4 separate regions of the Homo sapiens genome follow, and all the other regions are linked to region 1. The links are chromatin loops, found by intact Hi-C in ENCODE. Cell type or tissue: Caco-2. All regions are shown on one strand. Region 1 holds the start of LOC105373602 (a long non-coding RNA gene). Region 2 overlaps LINC01889 (long intergenic non-protein coding RNA 1889). Region 3 has its middle 130 kb from the start of GYPC. Region 4 has its middle 130 kb from the start of LINC01941.

Region 1 (5,000 bases):
CCCGAGTAGCTGAGACTACAGGCTCATGCCACCACACCCAGCTAATTTTTGTATTTTTAGTATAGACAGGGTTTCACCATGTTGGCCAGGATAGTCTCAATTTCCTGACCTCGTGATCCGCCCGCCTCGGCATCCCAAATTGCTGAGATTACAGGCGTGAGCCACCTTGCCTGGCCTTCGTTTTTCTTTTTCAAGTTTCGCCTAAGGAAGAATATGGTTTTCTTTGCTTTTTGAACATTACATAAGTGGAATCATATAGTGTCTACTTATTGGAGTCTGGCTTTTCTCACTCAACTTATGTCCATAAAATTAATTCACTTTGTTGTTATCCGTAGCTGTAGTTCATTCATTTTCATTGTATCCTAATATACAAATATATTAGAATTAATTTGATCTATTCTGCCACCAATGGACATTGGATTATATCCAGTTTGGGGCAATTATAAGTAATGTTGCTATGAAAATTCTTGTGCATGTACATGTACCCTGGTGTTCAGGTACACACATTTCTGTTGGATATGTATTTACACAGATATATACACACATGCACACACTATACATTATATATACATACTATATATAATATATGTGCATACTATACATATTATGTATACACATTATATACATAATATATACAGATACTACACATACTCTATGTATAGACACATACACAATGTACATAATATACACAGACACTTATACATTATGTACACACACACACACACACACTTCACACTATGCACAAAAAAGTGGACTTGCTGCTTCATAGAGTATGCATTCGACTTTGTTAGATAATGTAAACTTTTTCCCAAAGTGCCAATTTCCATGGGCACCAGCAGTATATAAATTTCTCAATATTCTACTTCTTCCAAACACTTGGTATTTTGAGTGTTATAAATTAAGTTATTCTGTCTGGTATATAGGAGTATTTCATTGTGGTCTCTATTGGCATAGATAAAGAAATCAGATAGGATGACCTATGAGGCTGAGTATCAAAAGAAACAGGAAGGAGCTCATGGTTGATTACATGGGCCGGTAGAACTAGACTTGACATCTGTCTTAGGCATTGACTCACTTACTGACACTGGACTACTTAGTTTCTCTCCTTGATCTGTAGCTTTCTTTTATGTAATGCATGCATCACTTTCACCTTGCAGATTTATGGAGAGGATTAAAAATAATAAAGCTAGACACTGTGCCTCACCCCTGTAAATCCCCATATATATATATATATATATATTGACTGGGGAATAGTAGGTGCCCAATAAGTGGTGACTGTTTTTACCTCGTATCTTCACTTATTAGTGGTAAAGTCACCAATGGAAACAAAGCAGGCAGAGTTCCAGCAGACTGTGAGGAAGCAGCAGGAGTCTTGAGGGTTCACTGCTGAATGGTCCCCTGGGATAGCTTGTACTGTTGTGCAACAAATATTTACTCTTCCCTTCCCCAGCATGAGCCCAGTGCACTGCCTTACCCTAGTCCTCTGGGATTTGCTTTGGCTGGGGGAATGTGAGTGAACATGACCTGAGTGTATCCCAGCACAGTTTGGAATGTGCTAGATGGCTAGGTTCAGCCTCTTGCCCTCCAGCTCTCCCTCATAGGAAGAGCATGTGCAGGAAGCCACTGTTTCTCCAGCTTGGGCCATGCTCCTGGAAGCTTGGATGGCTCTTACTATGCCAGCTTGATGCCTTGACTCAGCTGTGTCTGACTTTGTCAAGAATTGTTGGAAATGATGACCATCTGAAACATCAGAATTTTATTGTGCATGGCAACAATAAAAAAAAACATGAAATAGATTTTCTTTTGGTATAAGAATAAATATGACAGTGGACAGATATTTTGATATTCAGTCCTGAAGCTGTTAGTGTTTGTTTTCTCAGAAACATGAAACAATAGGTATGAAAGGCTTTTCTGCTTGGAAAGGAGAAAATGCAGTTAAAGAAAAACAGTACCATTTTAAATCATAGTTCTCTCTATATTGATGCAGCTTGAAGGGTGAAAATAAATTTCGCAAACTGGAATCTTGAAGGATGGTAATAAGCTAGATCAGAATATAGAAATATTTGCAGAATAGTAGATATTTAGACATCATTGAGTGCAACCCTCTCATCTACATATAATAAGAAAAGGGTTAATACTAAATATGAACTATTGTTTATCTCCCTATACACCTACCCACTCATCTATTCATCCATCTGTGGTTCCAATCATTTATGTATTCAACAGCCATTCACCTACAGTCCACGTGTGCCCGACACTGTGCTAAGTGTGGAGGACACAGAGGTCAATCAGATGCAGAATTGCCTTCAGGAAGAATAGCGTCAAGCAGTGGAGATAATAACTTTACAGTAAATCCCACACAGTGCTATAGATGTTTCCTGGATGCCTCGGCAGGGCTCCATTGGGAGACTGGAACGGAGTCCACGGTGTTCCTATAAAGATGTCTAGATCTTAGGTAAAGAGACTCCGTTTTGTACTTTTTCTTCAGACCCCACAGCAGTCGGCGCTGTGGAGCACAGGGAAGTGGCAGGTGATTAAAAATACTTGGTATGGAAGCAATTAAATCTTCTCCCATGGTTATTTCATTTTAGGGACACGACCAGCTCAGCCCTGTGGCCGTCTCCACCTGGTTCCATGTCACAGCCCCTTGATACATCTGGGCAACACTTTCTGATCTGTTTCTACCCGCCAAAACCAAGCCTGGTACATTCAGCCATTCTCTCTCAATCTCTCTCTCTCCTGTTCTTTTAATTTTACCTCTACTAATGAGTGTTTGAGACAACAGTAAACTCTTCTATAGTTTATAGCAATTCAGTCTATTTCAATTCTAGCCTTAGTTTCCTCCCTCAACTACCATTCAGACTGGCATACATCTATCATCTCTATGTCATCGTGAGAATTGTATGAGTTTGTTCATGTAAAGCACTAAGAACAATGTCTGACAAATAGTGGGCTCTCAACAGTTTTTTTTTATTAGCTAGTGTATCTTTGAGTACTTTTATGAAAATTTCTGAATAACAAATTCTGAAAAATCAAATTGCTGAGTGAAAGGGTAATAAATTTGAAATACAGAAAGATATTTGCTAATTGGCAATTTTCACTCCCACTTCCATAGAATATGAAAGTCCTTATTTCACCATCGCATGTCAATAGAGTATTGTATTAATCTGTAAAATATTAAAAATCCAATGTATGAAAAATAGCATCTTATAGCTAGCTTAATTTGTATTTTATTTTTTTATTTTTTATTTTTATTTTTATTTTATTTTATTATTATTATACTTTAAGTTTTAGGGTACATGTGCACAACGTGCAGGTTTTGTTACATATGTATACATATGCCCTGTTGGTGTGCTGCACCCATTAACTCGTCATTTAGCATTAGGTATATCTCCTAATGCTATCCCTCCCCGCTCCCCCCACCCCACAACAGTCCCCGGTGTGTGATGCTCCCCTTCCTGTGAAAAGCAAGCCTGCATACCTACTAGATCTATTCATATATAGCCTATTTGTGCTTTGTTTGTGAATGACCTGTTTAGGTTCTTTGCACACTTCTCTTTTTTGTTGATTCTCTATATTCTGATTGATTTACTGTAGTTATTTGTATATTGTGTATAACAATTTAACTGTTACATATGCAAATATTTTCTTCCTGTCATGGTCTTTTGACTATTCGCTACTGATCTCACTCTTTATACTACTTCCATTTATTTTTAGGATTGGACAGGGCATCAACCATGCAGCCAAGAACATTTATAAACACTTGACCACAATATTAAGAAAATTAGTTTGAGGTTATAGAAGAACTAATGTGGCAGGAAGACTTGAAGGGCTAAAAGTCTATAGAAAGGAGAAGCACAGAAAAGTAGTTCTGACATTTGGTATCACTTTGTCTCCAGAGGCATTTTCTCATAAACAAATGGTGGCTGAGAAAGCTGAGAAGAGATGATGACAATCTTTTGAGGCTGGGGAGAAAAATGAAGTTCACAACTCAGCAAAGAGGATGGGCTCTGGTAAGTGCCTCAGCATTTAGATGAGGTCTCTGACTTACCAACATTCATGTGATACATTTGTTATGATAAACCAATATAGATGCATTATTATGAACTATAAGTCCATAGCAATATGAAGGGTCACCCCTTGTATTATATAGTCTATGGGTTTTGACAAGTGCATAATATCATGTACCTGCCATTACAATGTCACGAAAAATAGTCCCACTGCCCTGAAAATCCCCTATGTTTCACCTATTCATCCTCCTCCTTCCCTGAGTCCTTGAAAACCATAGATCTCTTTTTGTTGTTTCTATAGTTTTGCTTTTTTCTAGAATGTCATACAGTTGGAATCATACAGAATGTAGTCTTTTCAGATTGGCTTCTTATGCATAGAAATATACATTTAAGGTTCTTTCATGTCCTCTTGTGGCTTAGAGGAAAAGCTCATTTTTAAAAATTACTAAATAATATTTCATTGTATGGACATATATTAAGTTTGTTTATTCAATATCATCTATTGATATACATTTTATTTGTTTTCAATTTTTTGCAATTATGATTAAAGCTGCTATAAACATTCATGTGTAGGTTTTTTGTGGATATAACCTTCCAATTAAATTGGTAAATGCTCTGAGTACAATTGCTAGATTGTATGAGAAGACTGTTTAGCTTTGTAGGAAACTGCCAAACTGTTTTCTAATGTGGCTGTACTATTTCGTATTCCTGCTAGGATGCCTTATACCCTTGCAGCACTTGGAATTGTCAATTTTTTTTTTTAAAGAAATTCTAATAGGTGTATAGTGGTACCACATAGTTACTGTAGTTTGCAATACCTTAACACATATAATGTTGAACAACTCTTGATATACTTATTTGACATCTAGGTACCTGTACAGATTATCTACTTATTTTTAATTGGGTTGTTTGTATTCTTATCATTGAGTTTAAGAGCTCTTTGTATATTTTGGATACAAGTCCTTCATTTGATATGTGTTTCGCTAAGAT
Region 2 (5,000 bases), 890 kb after region 1:
AGGGGCAAGACTAAAACTCTCAGTGATCAGTCCAACTGGTTGTGAGGTAAGTGGCTCACCGGTTTAGAAGAATTGACTCTAGGAATCAATTTCTGAAGAACTGACCTACTTATCCACTCCCTAAGAGGGCTAAGAGATCTGGGTACCACCATTCTTTCCAAGTTATTTCATACCAATTCCTTTTTTACAATCCTGCCAGTCACCTTCAAAGACAAAGGGCTTTTTAGAGCCCAATGTAGTGGTTCCTAACTGGAGGTATAAAGCTGTCTTGGAGATGCTTCAAAATGTGGGAATCATTTTGTTGTCATAAGAAGCAGGGTAGAAGTTGGGACCCAGATCCTAGCCTTTCTCAGATGAAGGTAAAAATGCCAAATATTTTTCTATGTAGGTAACAATTCCACCCAATAATGTCTCTGTTGAGAAACATTTGGAGTGCATGAGTCATCCCACCATAGGCCTTCCCACTTGCTGCTCTTTCTCCCTCCAGTGCTATCCCCACCCTCTCTTTTACCAAGTTAATTCCTACTTAACATGTAGACCTTGGATAAATTGCTACTTCATAGGAATGTTTTGACCTCCCAAATACATCAAACTGTACACTCATAGCACTGTGTGCTCACAGTGTTATAGTTAGACATTTATAGAACAGTTGACTGTCTCTTTTCCCAGAAGTCTGTACAGCTCCATGTGGGTAAGAACCATACCTCCTTTGGTAATGGCTTTTTCGGGTAATCCCCAGCACCTGACAGAGTACCCAGCACATGGAGGCACTCAGTAAGTGTTTGCAGACAGCAAAAGTTAATGAATGTGTGAATGCATAGGACCTGATCTCAAGGGACTTGCTGTATGGCTGGCGACAGGGAACAGAGCCTGGTGTCAAGCCCAGCATAGAACCACCACTGAGCAAAAAAGGAGTCTGCCCACTCTGTACCAAGTGCAGGGCTGGATGGAAGGTTAACCCCCCAATTACATTTTAAACCCTCAGGACTAAAATTAATCATTGGAATGGTGACACTTGATGTAAACCACTTCAAATGGATTGGCTGTGTAAAACCTCTGTCTTGCAGATGTCCTGAGTCAGCTCACGGGTAACCACACCAGCTTTTTTCTGGAGGATTCAAAATACCCCTGGACTGAAGAATGCTGCTGTTTGTTTGTTCCGCCAGCAAAGGCTCAGTTGTTTCTTAGAGAACAAAAGGAGGAAGCAGTGGTCTAGTGCTGGTCAGAGCAAACTTCAGAGCTGCAGGGTGAAAGGGCAGAAAATGATGGAAGAGAAAAATTGAACTGGAGATGAGGAGCAGGAAATAAAAGAGCCAGTTTTAAAATGTTTCCTGTAATTGAATAGAAACATGTGTCCCTCATTTGCAGAGGAACCCCAGGGCAGACAGACCACCTCAGGATATTCATTATTTCTTTAAATCTTTAATTGGGCACTTCAAAAGATCGCAATTAAGCTTTTTAAAAATACAAAGTTTTAGTTGAAAGAAATCCATGGGGACCTACACTGTTCAGTCTCCTGGTCTGGACCAATGGCCTTATTAAAAACAGGAGGAGGTGATGCACAAAGGCATCATTCCTGAGTCATTGGTTAAAGGAAGCATTCAGACTGTCTCTTCCCCATTAATAGGCTAAGAATCAAGGAAACAAAACAAAACAAAACAAAACAAAAAAACAAGAGAAGACAGACAATTATGCCCTATTCAACTCTAACTCCCAAATGGAGATGTGCACCCCAAGAGGCCACCTCATTCCTAATGCCTGTGAAAAAATAAAAGTCAGGGAAATACTTACGGTCCATACTGATCTGCTCTGAACTCTGCCTCTGCATTTGTGCACTTCAGTCCTGTCAACACTTGCATGCGTTGTGAATGGGCCCATCCACTTCTACTTTCAGGTTCTAAACAGCTCACTCCTCATGCTGGACTTGCCTCCCATGGCCTCAGCATCCAGATATCCTGGTTAATTCTGCCCTCTGCTGGAAACTTGCTTTGTCCCTGCTGTGGTCACATTGGTCTCTAGTCTGCTGCTCTGTAACTCATGATTGCTTTTCTAACATTGATCCTTTCTTCCTGTCCTTCGGTCCCTCTAATTCTAACAAGCAGAAATACTCATTATATTCCTAGTGTATGGAGCGCTGCCCAACCACTGCAAGCCAAAGACAAATGAAGGAATCTCAGCTCAGCAACTTGGAAATTTATCTCTGTCTTCCTTGCTTTCACTATGTTTGTTCTGTCCTTGAACCCCAGCTGATATACTTTTGCCTTTTCAATGTCACCACACCCACACAAGGCATTCTACAATTCCTTTTTCTGCTCAGTGCTCTAGATCAGCTATGACAGAGGACCTTTGTTGTTAGTAGGAGTCTTAAGCCTAAAGTCTTAAAGCTGAACTGTAGACACCAGAGCTGAGTAATCATGGTTCTTCCAGAATCTTCCTGAATCCGCTGGGGCTTCCACTGTTTTGGAAGGCTGGAATGGCTAGCGCCATACTCTACATGAGTGGCCAATAGAGCCTGATGCTCGTTGCCCTGTTACGCAAAATCCTGGCTTTCCTAGACACCCACCCATTGCCAGTGACACACTCTCAAGAGGCCCCCAGCCTCTGCCTGGTAGCACACTACTTCTGTTGGGTGGTTTGCGACAGGTAGGATGCAGCCTTGCATATCTTTCTGATTACTGGGAGGCTGCCCTTTCTGAGGAAGGTCCTGGCACTTACTGGGTTTGTGATGGAGATTTCTTGGCTGTAGCCTGTCTCGGGGTGAGCACTGGGTGTAGGCTGATTCTATTCATCATCTCTAGCTTGTTTCTTCAGCTCTGTTTCATCTCTGTTGACCTGTTGTGATGTCTCTTTATACAGGTCAGCACAGCTCACACTCCTGACATGATCCCAGGGAACAGGTTGAAATGACTGAAGGAAAGCACATTTATTATAAACTGGTCCAAAGCCATTTGGGGCTTCTTGAGAAATATCACATTATCAACCTCAGGTACAAAACAGCTAGGTGTCCAATGAATATTCTCTCAATCATTCAGGACAGCTCTTCCTAATGACCATTTTCTCTAAGGTTCTTCAGATTTCTCTAGTTATATTACAGGCAACTGATGCTTTATTGTCATCACAGAGTGACAAGTGGACAGAGGTAAGAAAGGCAGTTAAATAATTATAAGCTTATCCATTGCAGCATTGTAGCAATAGTGTCGTATTAGACACAACCTTAATGTTCATCCATAGGTTACTGGTTGAATAAATTGTGTGTCATTAAAAAAAAGAGTAATTTTCAACTATGAAATAAGATTTATTTCTATCAAATAATATAGTGTGATTTACTGGATGTATCATGAAGTGAAAAAAGCAAGTAGACATTACTACGTATTGTAAGTAACTCTACCTCTATGTAAAAAGGAAGGAGCACTGAGGATATATACTTACATGTTTGTATACATGTAGGTATTTTACATGCTTTCTTGCAAAAAGAAATACAGGAAGTATATACCAGAATCTGAAGATAACAATTACTTGTGAGAAAAAAGTTGGATAGGAATGGAAGCTGAGTGTGGTGGCTCACACCTGTAATCCCAGCACTTTGGGAGGCTGAGGTAAGTAGATATCTTGAGCTTGGGAGTTTGAGCCCAGTCTAGGCAACATGGTCAAATCCCATATCTAAGAAAAATAAAAAAAAAAATAGTGGGGCATGGTGGTCCACACCATCGTCCCAGCTACTCAGGAGGCTGAGGTGGGAAGATGGCTTGAGCCCAGGAGGCAGAGGTTACAGTGAGCCAAAATCATGCCACTGCACTGCAGTCTGGGTGATAGAGCCAGACCCTGTCTCAAAAAAAAAAAAAAAAAAAAAAAAAAAAAGAAAGAAAGAAGAAGAAGAAAAAGAAAGAAATGGATATACAAATTTTCTGAGTATAGCTGTGTATATAATCTTTACTTTAGAACTATATACATGTTTTACATATTCAAAAACTAAAACTAAAATGAGAGCTGAGCTATGAGGATGCAAAGGCATAAGAATGACACGATGGATTTTGGTGGCTCAAGGGGAAGGGTGGGAGGGGGGTTGAGGAATGAAAGAATATACATTGGATATGTGTACACTGCTTGGGTAACGGGTGCACCAAATATAAGAAATCACCGCTAAAGAGCTTATCTGTATAATCAAGCAGATTCCCCCAAAACTATTGAAATAAAACAAACAATGTAAATTATTTTTTAAGTTCACTTAGCTATTGCAATTATTATGTCTCCTTGTGAACAATTGTGTACTGAACTTTTAGTTCTTCCCACATTTCTCAGAAAACTTGAATTTGCCACAGTCTTCCTTTTCTCTCAAACTCCTGTTATTTTAAAGGGCAACTCCAAAATCCATATGGGTGAACTGAATAAATGCCTAACCATAAAGATTCTTGAGCTCCTCGAATCCATAAATCTTCCTAGGTAGGGCACCTATTAGCCTGTGAATACAATGCTCACCTGGCAAAAAGCAATGCATCTCTAAAACTTTGCTCTAATATTCAATGTTCTGATCTTTGTCTTCTGTGTCTCCAGCTGCCTCATTGATTCTCCTCCACTCTCTCCCTTTCATCACCATCACATGGAATCCCTTCCTCCGTTCTGCAGCCTATATACACAGTGATGCATCACTTTACCACTTTTTATATTTCTTTATCATGACTCTTCATATATCTAGAAACCTGAATAGAATGGGATAATTAATGACCTAATTCTTAATACTTTTCAACTGTTTTTCTTTTTGCCTTTCCACTTTGACAGTTCACAGTAAGCATTTTATCTAGTTCCCAGTCTCAGAGGGAATGCTTCTAATATTTCACCATGAAGTATGATGCATGCTGGAGGTGTTTAGGAAATATTCTTTAGTGTGTCAAAGAAGAGCCCTTTTATCCCCAGGATTCTAGGAGATTTTATCATTGATGACTTTTTAATTTCATCACTTGATTTTCTGTATGTATTGAGGCGATTTTTCTCCTTCATTTTGT
Region 3 (5,000 bases), 110 kb after region 1:
TGAATAAACTATGAGAGCAAAAAATTATAGAGTATTAGTTTGGTGCAGTTTTGGAAATTACTGACATAATTTCCCATATTGTGCAATAATATTTACCTGCTATAATTACTTACGTGTGTGTGAGAGTCTGTATGTCTTTCCCCATTCAGTCTGTAAATTTCTCACAAAAGTGACACTATCTTAATTATCTCTATTAATTTCTCAACACTTGTGTCTTGAATTGCACTATTGTAATAGCACATTTTACAATTAAAGAAACTGAGGCTCAGCTATCTTCAGGTGCAGACTCTGCAAACTTCTCACAACTAGGTCTTCCCACTGCCATCCCAGGGCTTTTTTCCAACCTGATCTCATGAAAGAGGACTTGAACTTTGATAAACAAAAGCATAGGGACATACAGATAAAAGAGCATTACTCTTGGGGGAACAGCTTAAGCAAAGGCACTGGAACAGGAATGGAAGTTGAGGATCCAGGGAGCATTTTGCAGACCAGTCTGGCTGCAATGGAGGGCGCACACATTTTTATGGTGCTTGCTAACCTTTCCTCCAGGCCTGAGAAAAATAATCAAGAAGCTGTCAAAGGAAATAACAAAAATCTTTTAATTATTTAACAAGTTATCCAAATGCCAAACTCTAGGGAGGGTGATGCTATGTTCATATAAAGTGAATGTAAAACTTAACACATCAAATAAAACAAATACTTCCTTCTTGCCCATGTTTCCTTGTAATTACATCACAAAGAACCCTCACTATGATAGTAAATCAAAGCAGTCTCCTTAATTTATTTCAAGGGCAAATGCCATTGGATAAATTTGAAGTCACCAAGGATCCTCAATTTTGATTGACCAGGCTTAATACACTACCTACTTACTCCAGAGAGCGAACTGAGTCACCAGTACACCAGATCTGGACCTTTCTGGGTGTTGGACTCTGGTATTATGCCAGAGAATTGCAGGCTACCAAATTTGATAGAGTACGTTTCAGGGCTCATTGAAAAATATTATAGAAGGCTTTCTGGGGGTAAGGTGACTCTGTGAGCAGCTTCCAAATGGAAAATTACTGCTTAAAACCCTGCAGGGTCTCCCTAATGGTGGCATGCAAAGCCCTCCATATCCTTACCTCCTTAGTTATTCAGCTTTGTCTCCCAACGTTGCTTTTTTTCATATCCACACATTCTAATCATACTAATCTAATCCCTTGCGCTGTTTCCTGCTATTTCATACCTCTGAGTCTTGAACATGCTTATTTTTCTGCCTGAGGTATCCTTGACCACCTTTCTGCCTGAAAAGAATGTCTCCTTGTTGTAAAAGATATTTTCTGTGGAGGCTTTTAAGGCAATTTCTTTCTTGAACTTAAACAAATTTACAAGAAAAAAACAAACAACCCTATTTAAAAAGTGGGGCAAAGGACATAAACAGACACTTCTCAAAAGAAGCTACTCATGCAGTCAACAAACATGTGAAAAAAAGTTCACCATCACTGATCATTAGAGAAATGCATATCAAAATCACAATGAGATATCGCCTCACAGCAGTCAGAATGGTGATTATTAAAAAGTAGAGAAGCAACGGATGCTGGTGATGTTGCAAAGAAAAAGGAACACTTTTACACTGTTGGTAGGAATGTAAATTAGTTCAACCATTGTGGAAGACAGTGTGGCGATTCCTCAAAGATGTAGAAGTGGAAATACCATTTGACCCAGCAATCCCATTACCGGGTATATACCCAAAGGAATAGAAATCATTCATTATAAAGATACATGCACACTTATGTCCATTGCAGCACCATTGACAATAGCAAAGACATGGGATCAACCCAAATGCCCATCAGTGATAGATTGGATAAAGAAAATATGGTACATATACACCATGGAATACTATGCAGCCATAAAAAGAAATGAGATCATGTCCTTTGCAGGGACACGGATGGAGGCTATTATCCTCAGCAAATTAATGCAGGAACAGAAAACCAAACACTGCGTATTCTCACATATAAGGAGGAGCTGTACAATGACAACACATGGACACATGGTGGGGACAACACACCTTAGGGCCTATTGTGGGAGATGGGGGAGGGAGAGCATCAGGAATAATAACTAATGGATGCTGGGCTTAATAGCTAGGCGATGGGTTGATCTCTGCAACAAATCACCATGGCACACATTTACCTATATAACAAACCTTCACATCCTGTACATGTACTCTGGAACTGAAAATAAAAGTTGATGGAAAAAATAAGACTATTCTTTTCTCCAGTTAAGGTAGAGTTGATTAATGCTCTCCTTGTTTCATTCTGTATCTTATACCACCTTAATAATGGCACCTGTCTTACTATTCCACATCCTTATTTATTTACTTATTTAAAAAAATTTGAGACAGCCTGTTGCCCAGGCTGGAGTGCAGTGTTGTGATCATGGCTCACTGCAGCTTCGACCTCCCCAGGCCCAAGCAATCCTCCCACTTCAGCTTCATGAGTAGCTGGAGTTACAAGTGTGTACCACCATGCCTGGCTAATTTTTGTATTTTTTTTGTAAAGATGAGGTTTTGCCATGTTGCCGGGCATGATCTCGAACTCCTGGGCTCTAGCAAACCACCCACCTCAACTTCCCAAAGTGTTTGGATTACAGGCATGAACCACCACGCACAGCCCATCCTTTTTTATTTTAATAAAAATTCTTTGTACTTATTTCTACATTCCGAGCATAAAGAGAAGGCTCATGTATTCCATGTAATACTGAGGACTCTACTCCAAGTGCTTACTAAGTAGCTGATGCAAAGTAGGTCATCTATTTGTTGAATGAATGCATGGATAAATAAATGAACAAATGATGTAGAGCTAATAGTTTGGTGAGGACAGGACACGTGCAGTTGCGTTAAGTAGGATGCTAGTATGTTTGCAAACCAACTCAGCTAGCTTAAGTGGTAATTGGTTCATACGAAGTGCCCATGGAGTTCTAGGCCCAGGGTTGGACATTCAGCAGCTCAGTAAAGTGAGGAGGGCTAGGTGTCTTTCTGCTTTGCCTGTACCTGGCTCCCCCTTGTGGTTGCAAGCTCCTAGACCTGCAGGTTTCCAGGTCCACATCAAGAAAGGAAAAGTCCTCCTCTGAAAACTCTCTCAAGAAAGAGGAGCTATTTTCCTCAGAACCCACTAGGTAGCATTTTTTTTCCAGTTCCATTGGCCATCATTGCCTAATGGGTTCATGAACCAAGTGGCCACGGTGGCAGGGATGGAGGTTATGCATGAGCTCAGCAATATGGACTTCCACTCACCATGGCTGAACTGGCTGTGGACATTGCTGAGTGTGCCATCTGCCAGCGCAAAGACCAATACTAAGCCTCCAATGTGGCCCCATTCCCTGGTAATCAGCCAGCACCTGGAGACAGGTTGATTACTTTGGTCTGCTTCTGCTATGATTTGGGTTGTTTGACCCCTCCAAACCTCACGTTGAAATTTGATCCCCCGTGTTGGAGACGGGGCTTAATGGAAGGTGCTTGAGTCACGGGGGTGAATCCCTCATGAATGGCTTCATGCCATCCTCGTGGTAGTGAGTGAGTTCTCGCTATGTTAGTTTCCGGGAGAGCTGGTTGTTAAAAAGAGCCTGGCACCTCCCCAGTCTCTGTTGCTTCCTCTCTCACCATATGATCTTTACACATACCAGCTCCATTTTGCCTTCTACTGTAAGTGGAAGCGGACTGAGGTCCTCACCAGAAGCTAATGCTGGTGCCATGCTTTTTATAAAGACTACAGAATGACTAGTCAAATAAATCTATTTTCTTTATATATTACCTAGCCTCCGGTACTATTTTATAACAACACAAATGCGCTAAGACAGAAAATTGGCACTGAGGAGTGGGGTGTTGCTATACACATACCTGGAAATGTGGAAGCAGCTTTGGAACTGGCTAAGGCACAGAAGTTGGAAGAGTTTGGAGGGCTCAGAAGAAGACAGGAAGATGAAAGAAAGTTTGGAACTTTTTAGAGGGTGGTTTAGCGGTTGTAACCAAAATATTGACAAAAATATACACAGTTAAGGCCATGCTGACCAGGTCTCAGATGGAAATGAGGAAAGATCACTCTTGCTATGGTGTAATAAAGAAGTTGGCTGCATTGTATTTATGCCTCAGGGCTTTGTGCTAGGGTAAACTTAAGACTGAAGACCTCAGGTATCTGGCAAAAGAAATTTCTTAGCATCATAGCTGCTTTTAACAGTTTACAACCAGATATGGCAGCAAAAGAATGACCTAAAGCTGGAATTAACAAGTAAAAGGGAGGCAGAGTGTAAAAATTTGGAAAATTCACAGCCTGGCCATGTGCTAGAAAAGGAAAGATCATTTTCAGTAATCCAAGGGTGCTGGGAAACACTTACTTGCTGGAGAAGTTAGCAGGGATTAAAGGGAGACAGGTGCTAATAGTCAAGACAATGGGAAAATGGCCCTGAAGGCAATTCAGAAATTTTCAAAACTATTGCTCTCATCACAGGCCCAGAGGCTGAGGAGAATGCAATGGTTTTGGGAACCCACATGGAGCACTTCTTCCCTATGCCCACCTCAGGAGGCTGCTGCTCACACCCTGGCCACTCTGGTTTAAGATGGTTCAAAGGGCCTCAGGTACTGCTTGGGTTGCTGCTCCAGAGAGCACAGCATTAAGCCTTGGCAGCTGCCATGTGGTGCCAAGTCTGCAGGAACCCAGAATGAAAGAGATGGGGAGGCTCAGCAGCTTCCACCTAGATTTAAGAAAATGTGTTGGAAAGCTTGGATTCCCAGGCAGAAGCCTCTGCAGGGTTGGAGCCACTACAGAAAACTTATACTAGGGCAGTGCCCAGTGGAGCTGTGAGAGCAGGGCTGCTGCCCTCCTAACCCCAGAATTGTGGAGCCATCAGCCATATGCAACCACCGACTGAAAAAGCTGTAGGCACTAGACTTCAAACCATGAGAACAGCCATGTGGGCCATGCTTAGCAAAACCATGGGGATGAGGCTGCTCAGTGCCTTGAGAGCCCACT
Region 4 (5,000 bases), 390 kb after region 1:
CATTCTGGGCAGCCCTGGCTCTTGAATCCTGCTAGCAGCATTCTTGTCTGATCCCTCCAACCCTAGAGTACCAGAGGTTCCTGCTGCTTGCTAAGCCCAAGAAGGCTTCACCATTCTCTGTGAAGCTGCTAAGTTCTGCTGTCCCTCTGTAACTAATTCCCTGCATTAAATTATTTTTGTTTGAAACACCTAGAGTCATTTCCATTTTTCTGTCTGAATCATGACTAACACATCATCCAAACATATTTCTCATCACTCTCTACTTGACATTGAAAATTTCCTTGAAGCACAGTAATAAAGGGGGATTTTTTTCTTTTTTTGACCTCTTTGCACATTTTCTTCCCTAGTTGTAGGAGGTCGGTTCTGACTGCCCTCTGCAGGTATGCACACACCTTCCTCTCTACACCCACTACATCGTACGTGTGTCTCCGGAAATCGCCTCAGTAATATACAATCTCTATACTAGCTGTGGAGCAACTTGAGGGCAGCTAGCATGGGTTTTATTTATTCCCAAGGGCTGATTTGCTTGCTGTGTGGTAGGAGCAGGTGCCCTGTATACATGTGTGGAAAAAAGAGAGGATGGAGAGAAGGAAGGAGATAGGGAATGAAGGATTCTGCGAGGGCGTGAATGTTAATGTTGTAGCAGTAAGAGGGTACTTCATATTTCAGAGGGGAAAGGATACGTCATAGACCACTAGGGCTAACTGTGTTTGTAGCATGGTAGGGTCATGTGGAATAGGGCTTTAATGATTATGTGTAGCTTTTGGAAAAATGAAACATGAATTAATACTAAATCAGTATAAAATGTGAGTCCTAGTTTATTTATTTTGATAAAGGCAACAATAATATGTATTTGTACAGTGCTATGAATTTAAAACATAATCACATATTTAAAAAAATCTAAAAGTCTACAAATATGTGTTAAAAATCACCTGCATGAAGTCAGGAAATAAATGAAATTAGGCCCATAATAATAATAATGGGAATACAGTTTGGAAAGCAAGAAGTAAAATTATCTTTATTTATAGTCTATGTAAAAAATACAAAAAAGTTACTAGAAATAGTAAGTGAGCTTAGCAAGGTTGCAGGGTAAAAGTTCAGTATATAAAATTAATTGAAATTATACATATGTACAGTGAATAACTGGAAATAAAACCTAAAAATAATAATATAATTTGTAATAGCAATAAAAATGCAAAATACTTAGGGATGAATATAACAAAATATGTGCAAGAACAATATACTGAAAAATATAAAATGTTGCTGAAAAAAATTATAAAAAACCTAAATGAATAAAAAGATATTTTACAGTCATGAGTCAGCTGACTTAAGGTTGTTAATATGTAATTGACCTATGGACTCAACATAATCGCTATCAAATCTCAGTATAATCTTAAATGTGCAGTAACGTGAGGTGTGAGCATACTGCATCACTGAACCTCTCTGCGTCCTGGCTTACTTATCCAGTAGGGACCTGGATTCCCTGGTCCTTTAGCTCTATTTCAGTTCTAAAATTGTATTCTAAATCTTATTTTTCTTTCCAATGACAACAACAAAACACACACACTCTCTCTCTCTCTCTCTCTCTCTCTCTCTCTCTCTCTCTCTCACTCTCTCTGTTACCCACATTCTATTTAGAAAAGTAGGACATCTATTATAAATTCAGCTGGAAAAATATTACTTGAACCTCTGATGAGATTGAATTGGAACCCTTTCCAAGAGCTATTCCAGAGAGACGAGAAGATAAACAGGTGAGCCGCAGAAGAAGAAGGGGCTAATAGAGAGGGACAACTGTTTGATTAGATGCTTAGATTGAAGCTTGGAATAAGCTAAGAGGTCAGAGAAGATAAGTTTTGCGTGCGCGCGCGCGCGCGCGCGCGCGCGCACACACACACACACACACACAGATTGCTGAGGTTTGCTGTGAAGCTTAGGCAATTCAGAGTCTTGTGAAGATTTAGAAATAAAAAATTTTGTAGGCATGATTGGGAGGGACAGGGATTCGGGTGGGGTGGGACACTCGGAGTTATCTGACAATCTAATAAAGATGCAGGGAATTTATAGTTTCAGGGCACCTCCAGATATCAAATAAGAATAAAGAAATACCTGATAATTGACCCAATGATGAATTAATTGGCATATTAGCTGTAATACAATTTTTCACAACTTGACTCACCAGAAAAATTACTGCAGTTTTGTTCCCTATTAATGCATTTGAATTTATACTTTATTAAAGCATTAAATCTCCTGGGAAAGGGTATTTGATCTTTCTTTTTCTTAAGGGGTTTTCTAAATGTGGCCTTCAAGATAGGCAAATTTTAAATTTTAAAACTTGTAATTTGAGGAAAATATGTGCTAAAAAATAGCTCCTGCCTCGTGATGCTTTGGGCATGCTCACCTCCCTTCATGAAATGGACAAACCTTCCATGAGCACCTGCTATCTGCCAGGCCACAAAGTGGTGCTGGAGGTAAAAGTCTCTTTAGTTACAGGCCCTGCCTTCAAAGATCCCACAGCGCCTCCTGCAGGAGTTACTTTGAGTGCTGTTTGGAAGATACCAGGGAGGCAGGACTAGAAAAATGAGTTACTTAAAAGAGAAGGCACTGGAAGTCTCCTTAGGGACCATGTTAGCGCTCCAATGCCCCAGGACCCCTGAGATGTAAAGCTGGTGATGAGGTAGGCCAAGGGAGAAAATGCAACACAGTTCCTTTGAGAATTACAGGATGAGTTTCCCACCTCCATCCCATGCTTTCCTATCTGCTTGCAGTTCTCCAAGAGGGATGCGATTCCCTGCACCTCTGCCTCTCTTCCCTCCCAGCTAACTCAGATTGCCTTTGTGAGTAGCATATTTACCCAAAGCAGATTGAATCATGAAGTTCACTGCTGATGAGGACAGCAGTGTCTCTATTTTCATAAATGTGAATTGGGTATTCTCACTAGAAGAGGTGTTGGCCAACCTGGCATGCTGCTTTCAGGGATACCGGCCACAGGAGATCAATGCAGGGGGCCGTGGCTCTGGGGAATTCTTGTGGATTCAGAACAGGAGTCTCAGGTTCCTGGGTTTGGGGTGAATGTCCCAACACACTTTTCTTGCCAACCCTAATCCCTAACTAGCTAAGGGCAGATCCCAAGGAATGTTTTCCAATGTGACTCCTCCTTGGCAGTGGAGACGGAACTGTCATGTTTCCAGTTCCAGACCTATTCTTTAGAAAGCTTTCCCCTTGAAGTTCATTTCTTCTCAACCAAAGCCCTGGTTCTCTCCTGAAAATGATGAAGCCTTTGGAAAGTCCCTTTCCTTCTCTGGGTGCTTATTTCCCATTTCTAAGGTGAGGATGGGAGCCTGGGGAATGTGCTTGTGCTATTTCTTTGAAACCAACAGTACAAAGGGTTGGAGGCTGGATAAGGGTATGGTTAGATAGAAGGTTGGTTATGGTGTCTGTATCCTCCAGAGTTGCAGAAGGAATACATGACATGATCAACACAGCTTTTAATTAAATAGATTTGTAAGGAAAGTCCCATTTACCTGAAATGGAATAGAGTCTTTGGAAAGACCCAAAGATGCAGGTGGAGCTAAGGAAATAATAGATGGCAAAACAACCAGAGAGTAGTGACAGTGGGAAGCTGTTCCTACTCTTGGTCTGAAGGAGAATGGGAAGGGTCATGTCACCAGCACTGGTGACAGTTGTAGCTGTGTTAGAGAAACTGCCCAGAGAAGCCATGAGGGAACATGTGGATACACAGATTCCCCCTCCTTTCTGCTCTCTGCTCATCTCCCACAGGCTCCTCCCATCTTCTCATCTGCAGTGCTACATCTTGTTATCTATAGCCAACCAAAAGCTGGAAGGCAAGGGGGTGCACCTGATGCAGTGCATGGAGATCAGCCTCTCCGGACAAAGAGCAAGGCAGGAAAGGTTCAGGTCTATCCAAGAGGCAATCAAAGCATCACCAGCACAGTAGGATGGCTGCTGGAAGAAATCAGCCCTGAGGTACTACTGCTCAAATGCAATAGAAGTCTATTTTTTCCTCAGATAATTGTCCAGAATGGATTTTCCTGGTTGGTGGGTGCCTCTACTCCACTCAGGAACTCAGGGACTCAGGACTGCTCCAGCTGGTGACTTCCCCTCCTCCTGGGGCATCGTCTGTGTTGCCATCCCACCTTCGGAAGGGAAAAGGGGCATAAAGACACATCTGTGTAAGGTTTCTTAAGAGCCATGCCTGGAATTGGCAAGTATCATTCACATTCACATTTGTTTAAAGACAGTTTGGTTACACATTCACATCATACTACAAGGGATTCAGTGCAATGAAGAGGAGTTTTGTGCCGCCAAAAGGGAAAATAGAATTCTGTTAACAAGTAGCATCTGGGAGAGAATTCTGCAGAATCCAGAATTCTGAGTTTTCTAAAAGATCACTATTCTACCATCTTGGAGTAGGAGCTCTGTGAGTGAGATTCAATATCACTGAACCCCACCCTCACCCCAACATAGAGGAAAACCTGTAGTAAGAGAAAAATCGCTCTAAAGTGATTTTAGGCTAAAGCCCCTGACACACGTAAGTGACATTCTCAGAGTGATGTCTCCACTCTACAGTGAAACACTCACACTCATGTTTATCTCACTCCTGCCTCCGTCAGGGTTCATTTCTTCCTTTCTTCTCACTGTGGTCCTGTGGGTTACTTCTGTATTGAGCACCACAAATTAACTTCACCCATAATCTATTCCAGCCCCAGGGACCCCAGTTGCCACAATCCAGTGTCCCCCTGGATAAGCATCAAGTCTTGAGACTGAATATACTTTGTAATCTCCTCCAGTGTACAATAGAAAAAAGAACTGCAGTTGTAAAGATTTCTGCACAAAGGCCTCATTCTGTATCATCTGTCACATAACCAGTCTCATTAAGTATCCAACCTTGAGAGATCAATAAGCATTGACCTGATGACACATTATTCCTTGAAACCATCATAGATGTTTTTGATATGTGCTTTTTGTTGTTGTTCAATAAT

What was found. Hi-C counts contacts between places; a loop is a spot of excess contacts. Peaks named below come from ENCODE experiments on the same cell type or tissue, not always from the same donor. Only the 100,000 strongest peaks of a DNase experiment are listed, where the experiment ranks them.
Region 2: it touches region 1 in a loop (32-fold over the local background); 4 of 110 quality-filtered maps call a loop at or near these places.
Region 3: it touches region 1 in a loop (4-fold over the local background); 10 of 110 quality-filtered maps call a loop at or near these places.
Region 4: a loop joins it to region 1, with 26 times the contacts of the local background. A loop is called at or near these places in 3 of 110 quality-filtered maps.

What each region holds. Positions count from the first base shown.
Region 1 is chr2:126,631,963-126,636,962 of GRCh38, reverse strand. It overlaps LOC105373602 (a long non-coding RNA gene), which reads left to right and starts at 2,608. Exons shown (of 3, transcript XR_001739693.1): 1 at 2,608-2,703; 2 at 3,900-4,013. In Caco-2, a CTCF peak has its summit at 2,489; a DNase peak (open chromatin) is centred at 2,514.
Region 2 is chr2:125,742,664-125,747,663 of GRCh38, reverse strand. All of the region lies in intron 1 of LINC01889 (long intergenic non-protein coding RNA 1889), which reads right to left. The region is part of intron 2 of LOC124900611 (a long non-coding RNA gene); the gene reads left to right. Among named protein-coding and RNA genes, the nearest start is that of LINC01889, 34 kb to the right of the region's middle. In Caco-2, a CTCF peak has its summit at 1,916; a DNase peak (open chromatin) is centred at 1,933.
Region 3 is chr2:126,526,315-126,531,314 of GRCh38, reverse strand. No RefSeq gene overlaps it. Among named protein-coding and RNA genes, the nearest start is that of GYPC, 130 kb to the left of the region's middle. In Caco-2, a CTCF peak has its summit at 3,038 (motif pointing left); a DNase peak (open chromatin) is centred at 3,014.
Region 4 is chr2:126,242,650-126,247,649 of GRCh38, reverse strand. No RefSeq gene overlaps it. Among named protein-coding and RNA genes, the nearest start is that of LINC01941, 130 kb to the right of the region's middle. In Caco-2, a CTCF peak has its summit at 2,487 (motif pointing left); a DNase peak (open chromatin) is centred at 2,489.